Linked DNA regions of Homo sapiens: region 2 is linked to region 1. A link is an interaction called in ENCODE POLR2A ChIA-PET data of the cell type or tissue named here. Cell type or tissue: MCF 10A. All regions are shown on one strand. Links, peaks and the distances in the headings refer to the core of each region. The heading gives the core; the rest is flanking DNA.

Evidence for each region. Peaks named below come from ENCODE experiments on the same cell type or tissue, not always from the same donor. Only the 100,000 strongest peaks of a DNase experiment are listed, where the experiment ranks them.
Region 2: POLR2A ChIA-PET joins it to region 1 with 5 read pairs; 8 of 35 experiments call an interaction of 5 or more read pairs at or near these places.

The regions. Positions count from the first base shown.
Region 1 is chr1:24,681,904-24,686,232 of GRCh38, reverse strand. No RefSeq gene overlaps it. Among named protein-coding and RNA genes, the nearest start is that of SRRM1, 41 kb to the right of the region's middle. RefSeq lists an enhancer at 2,201-2,495. In MCF 10A, for the core only: no CTCF peak of the experiment used is centred there; a DNase peak (open chromatin) is centred at 2,382.
Region 2 is chr1:24,806,619-24,810,947 of GRCh38, reverse strand. All of the region lies in intron 2 of CLIC4 (chloride intracellular channel 4), which reads right to left. Among named protein-coding and RNA genes, the nearest start is that of CLIC4, 63 kb to the right of the region's middle. In MCF 10A, for the core only: no CTCF peak of the experiment used is centred there; no DNase peak of the experiment used is centred there.

The DNA of each region.
Region 1 (4,329 bases), core at 113-4,112:
AGCTTGGGCAACGTGGCCAAACCCCACTTCTACCAGAAATACAAAAATTAGCTGGGCCTGCTGGCATCCGCCTATAGTCCCAGCTACTCAGGAGGCTGAGGTGGGAGGATGACTTGAGCCCAGGAGGCGGAGGGTGCAGTGAGCTGAGATCACGCTATTGCACTCCAGCCTGGGCGACAGAGCAAGACTCTGCCCCCACCGGCCCCCGCCCTGGCCACCCCCCACCAAAAGAAAAAGGACATTCCAGGCAGAAACAGCAAGAAGCAAGAAAAGCAAAAGAAAGAAAGTGGGAAATCCCAGGGTATGAGCCTTGAACCAGCCATGAGCACCTGGCGGATGCTCGGCAAATCCCTACTGCCTGGGTGGGTCCGACCGGGCTGAGACCAGTTAGGCTTTGGCACCTCCCTCTGGTTGGCTACAGAAGCCAAGCCCCCACGTTTAAAATGCCAGAAGCCCCGGGCCTGGTTGTGCACTGAGGAGGGTCTTGGTGAAGAAACACATGCTGAACTTCATAAGGACCGTTGTTTCACACCCTTTTCCCAGGTGCGGCTTTTCACTCCATGTTACCAGGGTCCACTGGAACCACTTCTCCTCCTACTTCAGACGCCCTGGCTGACCTCACCTGGTCTTTGTTTCCTTCACTACAACAGAAGTTGGGCAATTTTACGAGCACCCTGGCTGAGGCAGTGTGATAGAGTGGGAAAGTGCCGGGGCCATGAGTTTGCTATGGTGTGTGGGAGTGTGGGGACCTTGGGCTAGTTAGTTCGGGGCTTTAGACTATTTTTTTTTTTTTTTGAGATGGAGTCTCGCTCTGTCACCCAGGCTGGAGTGCAATGGTGCGATCTTGGTTCACTGCAACCTCCACCTCCTGGGTTCAAGCAATTCTCCTGCCTCAGCCTCTCAAGTAGCTGGGATTACAGGCGCCCACCACCACGCCCAGCTAATTTTTTGTATTTTTAGTAGAGACGGGGTTTCACTATGTTGGTCAGGATGGTCTCGATCTCCTGACCTCGTGATCCGCCCGCCTCGGCCTCCCAAAGTGCTGGGATTACAGGTGTGAGCCACCGCGCCTGGCCCAGATCAGTGGTTTTCACTTTTTTTTTTTTTTTTGGCTAGGTCCTACTAGTGGCTCTATTTTACAGAGAAAGTTTGAACTATAACTTCCTCCTAAGGACTCTGCAGGCCAGTTTAAAAACTGGCAGCCTAGATATCTATAAAGTAGATAGTTTTGATTTTGTTAATTATAAATCGCATTAGAATACTTTTTTTTTTTTGAGACGGAGCCTCACCGTGTTACCCAGGCTGGCATACAGTGGTACAATCTCGTCTCACTGCAAACTTCACCTCCCGGGTTCAAGCAATTCTCCTGCCTCTGCCTCCTGAGTAGCTGAGATTACAGGCGCTTGCCACCACACCTGGCTAATTTTTGTGTTTTTAGTAGAGACAGGGTTTCACCATGTTGGTCAGGCTGGTCTTGAACTCCTGACCTCATGATCTGCCCACCTCAGCCTCCCAAAGTGCTAGGATTACAGGCGTGAGCCACTGTGCCTGGTCTAGAATATTTTTTATTTTATTTTTATTTTTATTTTTTTTGAGACAGAGTCTTGCTCTGTTGCCCAGGCTGGAGTGCAGTGGCGCGATCTCGGCTCACTGCAAGCTCCGCCTCCTGGGTGTCAAGTAATTCTCATGCCACAGCCTCCCAAGTAGCTGGGACTACGGTGTGTACCACCGCGCCTGGCTAATTTTTGTATATATATATATTTTTGGTAGAGATGGGTTTTCACCATGATGGCCAGGCTGGTCTCAAACTCCTGGCCTCAAGTGAACCACCTGCCTCAGCCTCCCAAAGTCCTGGGATTAGAGGCATGAGCAACCATGTCCAGTCTAGAATACATTTAATATTGCAACCCCATACACACACACACACACACATACATGAATATATATACACGATCCATGAAACAATACTTAACCCGCTATATGCGATTCAGACTCAAGTTTATTGTTTTCTTTTTCTTTTAATGCTAGTTGTGATACATTAAATTTTACAATTCACTCATGGGTCTCAACCTACAGTCTGTGAAACACTTCCTTAAGGTAGCTTCCAGCTAAGGAGTTTACAATTCTACTGATATTAAGTTGTTCCCGTCGTTCCTCCTGCCCCATCTGGTGAGAGGTATCCATAGCCCTCTGCAAACAGGGTGCTTCTCTTGGGACTCAGCACCCATCAGCTCCTCCTCTCTGATAGACATGAAATATAAGGGTCAGCATCTTGGCAGAAACCCCGAGAGAAAAAAAAAAAAAAAAGCTCGGGGCAGTCTGAGCTATGTGAGTCATGCAACATTTATCAAGCTCACAGATATAGGAGCATGGGACTTTAGTCATCCCTCTTCCCCACAACCCCATGCTCCGGGGCAACTGTTCAAAGGCATTTTGTTCCTGACTAGCTGCCTCACCCACTATCTTCATGCTCTTGGAATCTGTGATACAAAGAACAATGTACGGCCAATCAAGAACTAATTTTTTTTTCTTTGAGACGGAGTCTCACTCTGTTGCTCAGGCTGGAGTGCAGTGGCCTGATCTCACTGCAACCTCCGCTCCCCCGGTACAAGCGATTCCCCTGCCTCAGCCTCCCGAGTAGCTGGGATTACAGGAGTGCACCACTGCGCCCAACTAATTTTTGTATTTTTTAGTAGAGATGGGGTTTCACCATGTTGAGCAGGCTGGTCTTGAACTCCTGACTTCATGATCTGCCCGCCTCGGCCTCCCAAAGTGCTGGGGTTGCAGTCATGAGCCACCGCGCCCGGCCCCTATTTTTATTTTGGTTTTTTTTTAAGACAGTCTTGCTCTGTCGCCCAGGCTAGAGTGCAGTGGCATGATCTTGGCTCACTACAAGCCTCCCAGGTTCAAGCAATTCTCCTGCCTCAGCCTCCTGAGTAGCTGGGATTACAGGCACGTGCCACCACACCCAGCTAATTTTTGTATTTTTAGTAGGTATGGGGTTTTGCCATGTCGGTCAGTCTGGTCTCAAACTCCTGATCTTAGATGATCTGCCCGCCTCGGTCTCCCAAAGTGCTGGGATTACGGGCACGAGCCACTGTGCCCGACTGAGCTTATGTGATAGATGTAATAAATTCTTGGTAAACAATTTCAGAACTGCCTCTTCTTTATTCCTTCAAGAGACCCATTTGTAACTGCTGCTAATTGGAGTGTATATTTAGGACAACCTGAATCTATCCTCTTGGGTAGCCAACCTCAAGCTCTGGGCTCTGTACGTAGTCTTATTTTTTGAATCTCGTTATTCAAGCTTGACATTCTTATAATTATGAAAGCCTGCCAACCTGCTACATATTGACAAACATGAAACGTTTTTGCCAAGAGCTTTGGAAAAACCTGTACTTCAGATCCTACTGTGAACCCAAAGTGTCTGAGACAGGTCTCAATCAATTTAGAAAGTTTATTTTTGCCAAGGTTAAGGATGTGGCCATGGCAGCCTCAGGAGGCCCTAATGACACGTGCCCAAGGTGGCGTGGGTACAGCTTGCTTTTATGCATTTTAGGGAGCCATGAGACATCAGTCAATACGTGTAAGATGTACGTTCAGTCTGGAGAGGCAGGACAACTTGAAGCAGGGTACAAGAGGAGGTTCCAGGTGATAGGTAGATAAGAGACAAAAACAGTTGCATTCTTTTGAGTCTTTGATTAGCCTTTCACTGAATATACAATTTATATGTGACAGGAAAGTAGAGAAATAGTCACCTATGTTTTAGTTTGGCTCAGTGAATATACATTTTTACATAAAAAAAATAGGGCAGAGGGGCTGGGTGCAGTGGTTCACGCCTGTAATCCTAGCACTTTGGGAGGCCGAGGCCGGCAGATCACTTGAGGCCAGGAGTTTGAGACCAGCCTGGGTAACATGATGAAACCCCATCTCTATTAAAAATACAAAAAATTAGCTGGGCATGGTGGTATATGCCTGTAGTCCCAGCTGCCTGGGAGGCTGAGGTGGGAGGATCGCTTGAACTCCGGAAGCAGAGGTTGCAGGGAGCTGAGATTGCACCACTGCACTCCAGCCTGGGCGACAGAGGGAGACCCTGTCTCAAAAAATAAAATAAAATAAAATAAATAAAAGAGGGCAGAGGAAGCAATCAAATATGCATTTGTCTCAGGTGGCCAGTGGGATGACTGTCTCTCCCGCACCTGTGAAGACGAGCCATCAATTTACATTGCCAGGGTGAAATTCATCATAACTGTTTTATAGTAAAGATGTTGAGTAACTGTTTTATAGTAAAGATGTTTTATAGTAAAGTAAAGGAATTTCCTCGTGGGC
Region 2 (4,329 bases), core at 194-4,193, 120 kb before region 1:
ACCAAGCCCAGCTAATTTTTGATGTATTTTTTAGTAGAGACAGGGTTTCACCATGTTAGTCAGGATGGTCTCCTGACCTCATGATCCGCCCACCTCGGCCTCCCAAAGTGCTGGGATTACAGGTGTGAGCCACCGTACCCGGCCATAAATAAACATTTTTAAAATTTCTCAGGATTTTTTTTTTTTGAGACCAGTCACCAAAGCAGGAGTGCAGTGTCACAATCATGGTTCCCTGCAGCCTTGATTTCCTAGGCTCAAGCAATTCTCCTACCTCAGCCTCCCAAGCAGCTGGGACCAGAGGCACACTCCATCAAGCCCAGCTAATTTTTAAAAAATTTTTTGTAGAGATGAGGATCTCACCATATTGCCTAGGCTAATTTCTCAACTTTAATTTCTAATATAGTAAAATAGGTAGATATAACCCACATAACTGAAAGCTGTTTGAGGCCTTCAATAATTTAAGAGTACAAAGGGGTCCTGAGATTATTTACAGGAAATGCAGGGAGGGGGAAAATGAGAGGACAAAGTTAAATGCTACCACAAGGAAGCAACTGCTAAATTCTGGATTTGGGACAATCTACCTTTCAGCTGAATGGTATTTTTACCAGACACAGGTGGGGGACTGTTATAGATTAAGAAAAACTTAAGAGATATAACAATCAAACATAAAAAGTAGAAATTACTTGGATACTGATTTGAACAAACCAACCAAAAATAAAAAGATATTTTAGAGATAACCAGGGAAATCCCAAATTGTATACTAGGAACTTCAGGAGATCAGAGCATTGTGGTTAGGGAAGAAAATGTCCACATTGTTTGAAGACATACACTGAATTAAGTAGGGATGAAACGACATGATGTCTAGCATTTACTTTAAAACATTTCAGCAAAGAAAATCAGAAAAAAGGGGCAAAGCAAATGTGGCAAGATCTTGATAACTGAATTGGGTTTACGGAGAAGTTTATTCTATTCTTATGCATGTTTGAAAACTTTCATAATTATAAAAGCAAACATAAAAATGTGTACTTCAAGAAAAGTAATACAACAACATATAGTTTCAAAGAATGTTTCTGCCTCCTATTATAGCCCAGAGCTGTTTATCTTGTTATTAAGTTAGCCTGCCTGCCTTCCTTCTTCCTTCCTTCCTGACCATAAATGCACAGAATTTGAATAAAATAAAGAATATTGGCTGGGCATGGTGGCTCATGCTTGTAATCCCAGCACTTTGTGAGGCCGAAGCGGGTGGATCACCTGAGGTCAGGAGTTTGAGACCAACCTGGGCAACATGATGAAACCCCATCTCTACTAAAAATATAAAAATTAGCTGGGTGTAGTAGTGCATGCCTATAGTCCCAGCTACTCGGGAGGCTGAGGCAGAATTGCTGGAAGGCGGAGGTTACAGTGAGCTGAGATTGCACCACTGCACTTCAGCCTGGGCGACAGAGTGAGACTCTGTCTCCAAAAATAGTATTTTTAAATATATCATGAAAGTGAAATACTTCGTCATCAGAATTTTCAAGATAGAGGGGAATCAAAAATCTATAACCAGTTTATAATCTATCAATTTCCCTTGGTCTTATTCATATTCTCTCTCTGGCTCCATCTTTCAATTTAGGTTAGAAAGCCTCAGGTTTCTATGACTACATTCCAACCAAAGAAACAAAGATTTATTTAATTATCTCATTAATTTAAAATTTTTAACTCAAAGTCCAAGTTCTAGAGCCTATCTTGCTTCCTAAACAAAGAAAAATAAGACATATTTCCTATCAACTTCTGTAAGAACCTAACCTCCAAAAGAGGACTTTTAAAAGTCAAAACCTGATTTGATTTTCAACTCTGATGCTTTCACTGAACATTCTTTAGTCTGACAAGCTCAAGTTTTTCACAAAATGAAATAAGTCAGCCCTCCTTATTCATGGGTTCAGCATCTGTGGATTCAACCAACTGAGGATCAAAAATATTTTTTAAAAGGCCATGTGCAGTGGCTCACGTCTGTAATCCCAACACTTTGGGAGGCCGAGGCATGCAGATCACTTGAGGTCGGGAGTTTGAGACCAGCCTGGCCGACATTGTGAAACCCTGTCTCTACTAAAAATAAAAAAAATTAGTCAGGCGTGGTGGTGGGTGCCTGTAGTCCTAGCTACTTGGGAGGCTAAGGCAGGAGAATCGCTTGAACCCGAGAGGCGGAGGTTGCAGTGAGCCGAGATCGCGCCACTGCACTCCAGCCTGGGTGACAGAGTGAGACTCCATCTCAAAAAAAAAAAAAAAATTTTATAGATAGATAGATAGATCTCCCATCTCTACAAAAAATACAAAAATTAGCCAGGCGTGTTGCACATACTACTTGGAAGGCTGAGGCGAGCCATGATCACACACTGTACTCCAGCCTGGGCGACAGAATGAGACCCTGTCTCAAAAAAAAGGGCGGCAGGGCGGGGGCGGGGGCGGTTGCAGTTGTACTGAACATGTACAGACTTTTTCTTGTCATTATTCCCTAAACACAGTGTAATGACAACTTACATAGCATTTACACTGTATTAGGTATTATAACCTAGAGATGATTTAAAGTATATGGGAGGCTATTTGTAGGTTAATATGCAAATACTATTCCATTTTATATAAGAAACTTGAGCATCTGTGGATTTTGGTATCCACCAGGGGTCCTTGAACCAATCCCCCATGGATACCAAGAGATGACTGTAGACCGGGCACAGTGGCTCATGTCTATAATCTCAGCACCTTGGCAGGCCAAGGCGGGCGGATCAGCTGAGGTCAGGAGTTCCAGCCCAGCCTGGCCAACATGGCGAAACACCATCTCTACTAAAAATACAAAATTAGCCAGGCATAGTGGCGCACGCCTGTAATCCCAGTTAGGAGGCTGAGGAAGGAGAATTGCTTGAATCCGGGAGGTGAAGGTTGCAGTGAGCTGAGATTGTGCCATTGCATTCCAGCCTGGGCAACAAGAGCAAAATTCCATCTCAAAAAAAAAAAAAAGGAATGTTTTTTAATCTTGTCATATATAAATTGTGATTACCTGGAAAACAATTTTCTCACTCCAAATTCATAAAACATATCCATTAACATTTTTATAATGAACAGTCAATTAAATGCCTAACTGTAAGTTAATAATATAAGTCTGTTTTTCACAAACAGTTTTTTTTAAGAACACGGTAGATTAGATAAAGGGGAAGAAGGTCTTGTTAGATATGAGTTCTAAATTTCTTTTCAAATAATCAATATGTCAGTATGTTCAATTCCTCACCTTCTGCTTTTAAATTTAACTTCCTCATAAAGTGACCATTTTCGATTACCTGCTCCACCCTGACTCATTCCAATTACCTGCTCTGTCATAACCATTTTTCTGGCCAAACCACTCACCCGGTGACTCTCTTTAAATTAGCCAATCAGAATTACTTTAGTCTGTGCGGTCTAACCCTAGCCAATAGGGGAAAGACACAGCAGCAGGGGCCACGTGAGTCAGGGATAAAAACCCCTTCCCCTACCTTATCCAAGTGTGTGCTCACCATTGCTCCATGTGTAAGAGCGCACCCTTCTATAGAAGTAACTTGCCTTGCTGAGAATTAAAAAGAAAATTTTATATTCAAGTGTTATTTCTTTTGCAGCACCAAAAATTTATTTGTAACAGTCTCAATGCTTTAAAAAAAAAAAACAAACCCAAAGGGGTAGGTCGGGTAGGGCATGTGGGACAAAATAAATAACACCTATTACTTCTATAATTAATTATGAAAGTTTTTAAGCTCTCTAAACAGAAAGATTCTTAATTTTTTAAATTTTTATTCAATTTTCTTTTTTTTTAGAGATGGGGGTCTCTCTCTCTTGCTATGTTGCCCAGGCTGTCCTCAAACTCCTGGTCTCAAATGATCCTCAGCTGCAAGTAGCTGGGACTAGAGAGCACGCCACTGCACCCGGCTCCCAAATAAAAATATTTATTGGGAGAGGGAGAAAACTAGCGTATCAGAGAAAAAAGAACCAAGGCTGAAGAAAAGGGACTGGCTTGAAGTCCCAAATGGAAAAGCTCTACCATTTACCAGCTACATGACTAAGTAAATTACAACCTCTTTGGGTCTGGATTTCCTCTTTATAAGATCTGCTTTGTCTGTAAAGATTAAATCAAATAAGGCACGTGAAAGTGAACTAAAAGTATGCAAATGAAAGCCATTACCACTTTTAGTATCATATTAACAAAGCATTATGCAGGAAATCAGATTGGCAGTTTTAACTTTAATAGAGCTGATGGTTCATAAATGGTTACCTAGCATTAACTGATTGGTAATAAACAAAATCTGATTAATTTAGAGTCATATATAC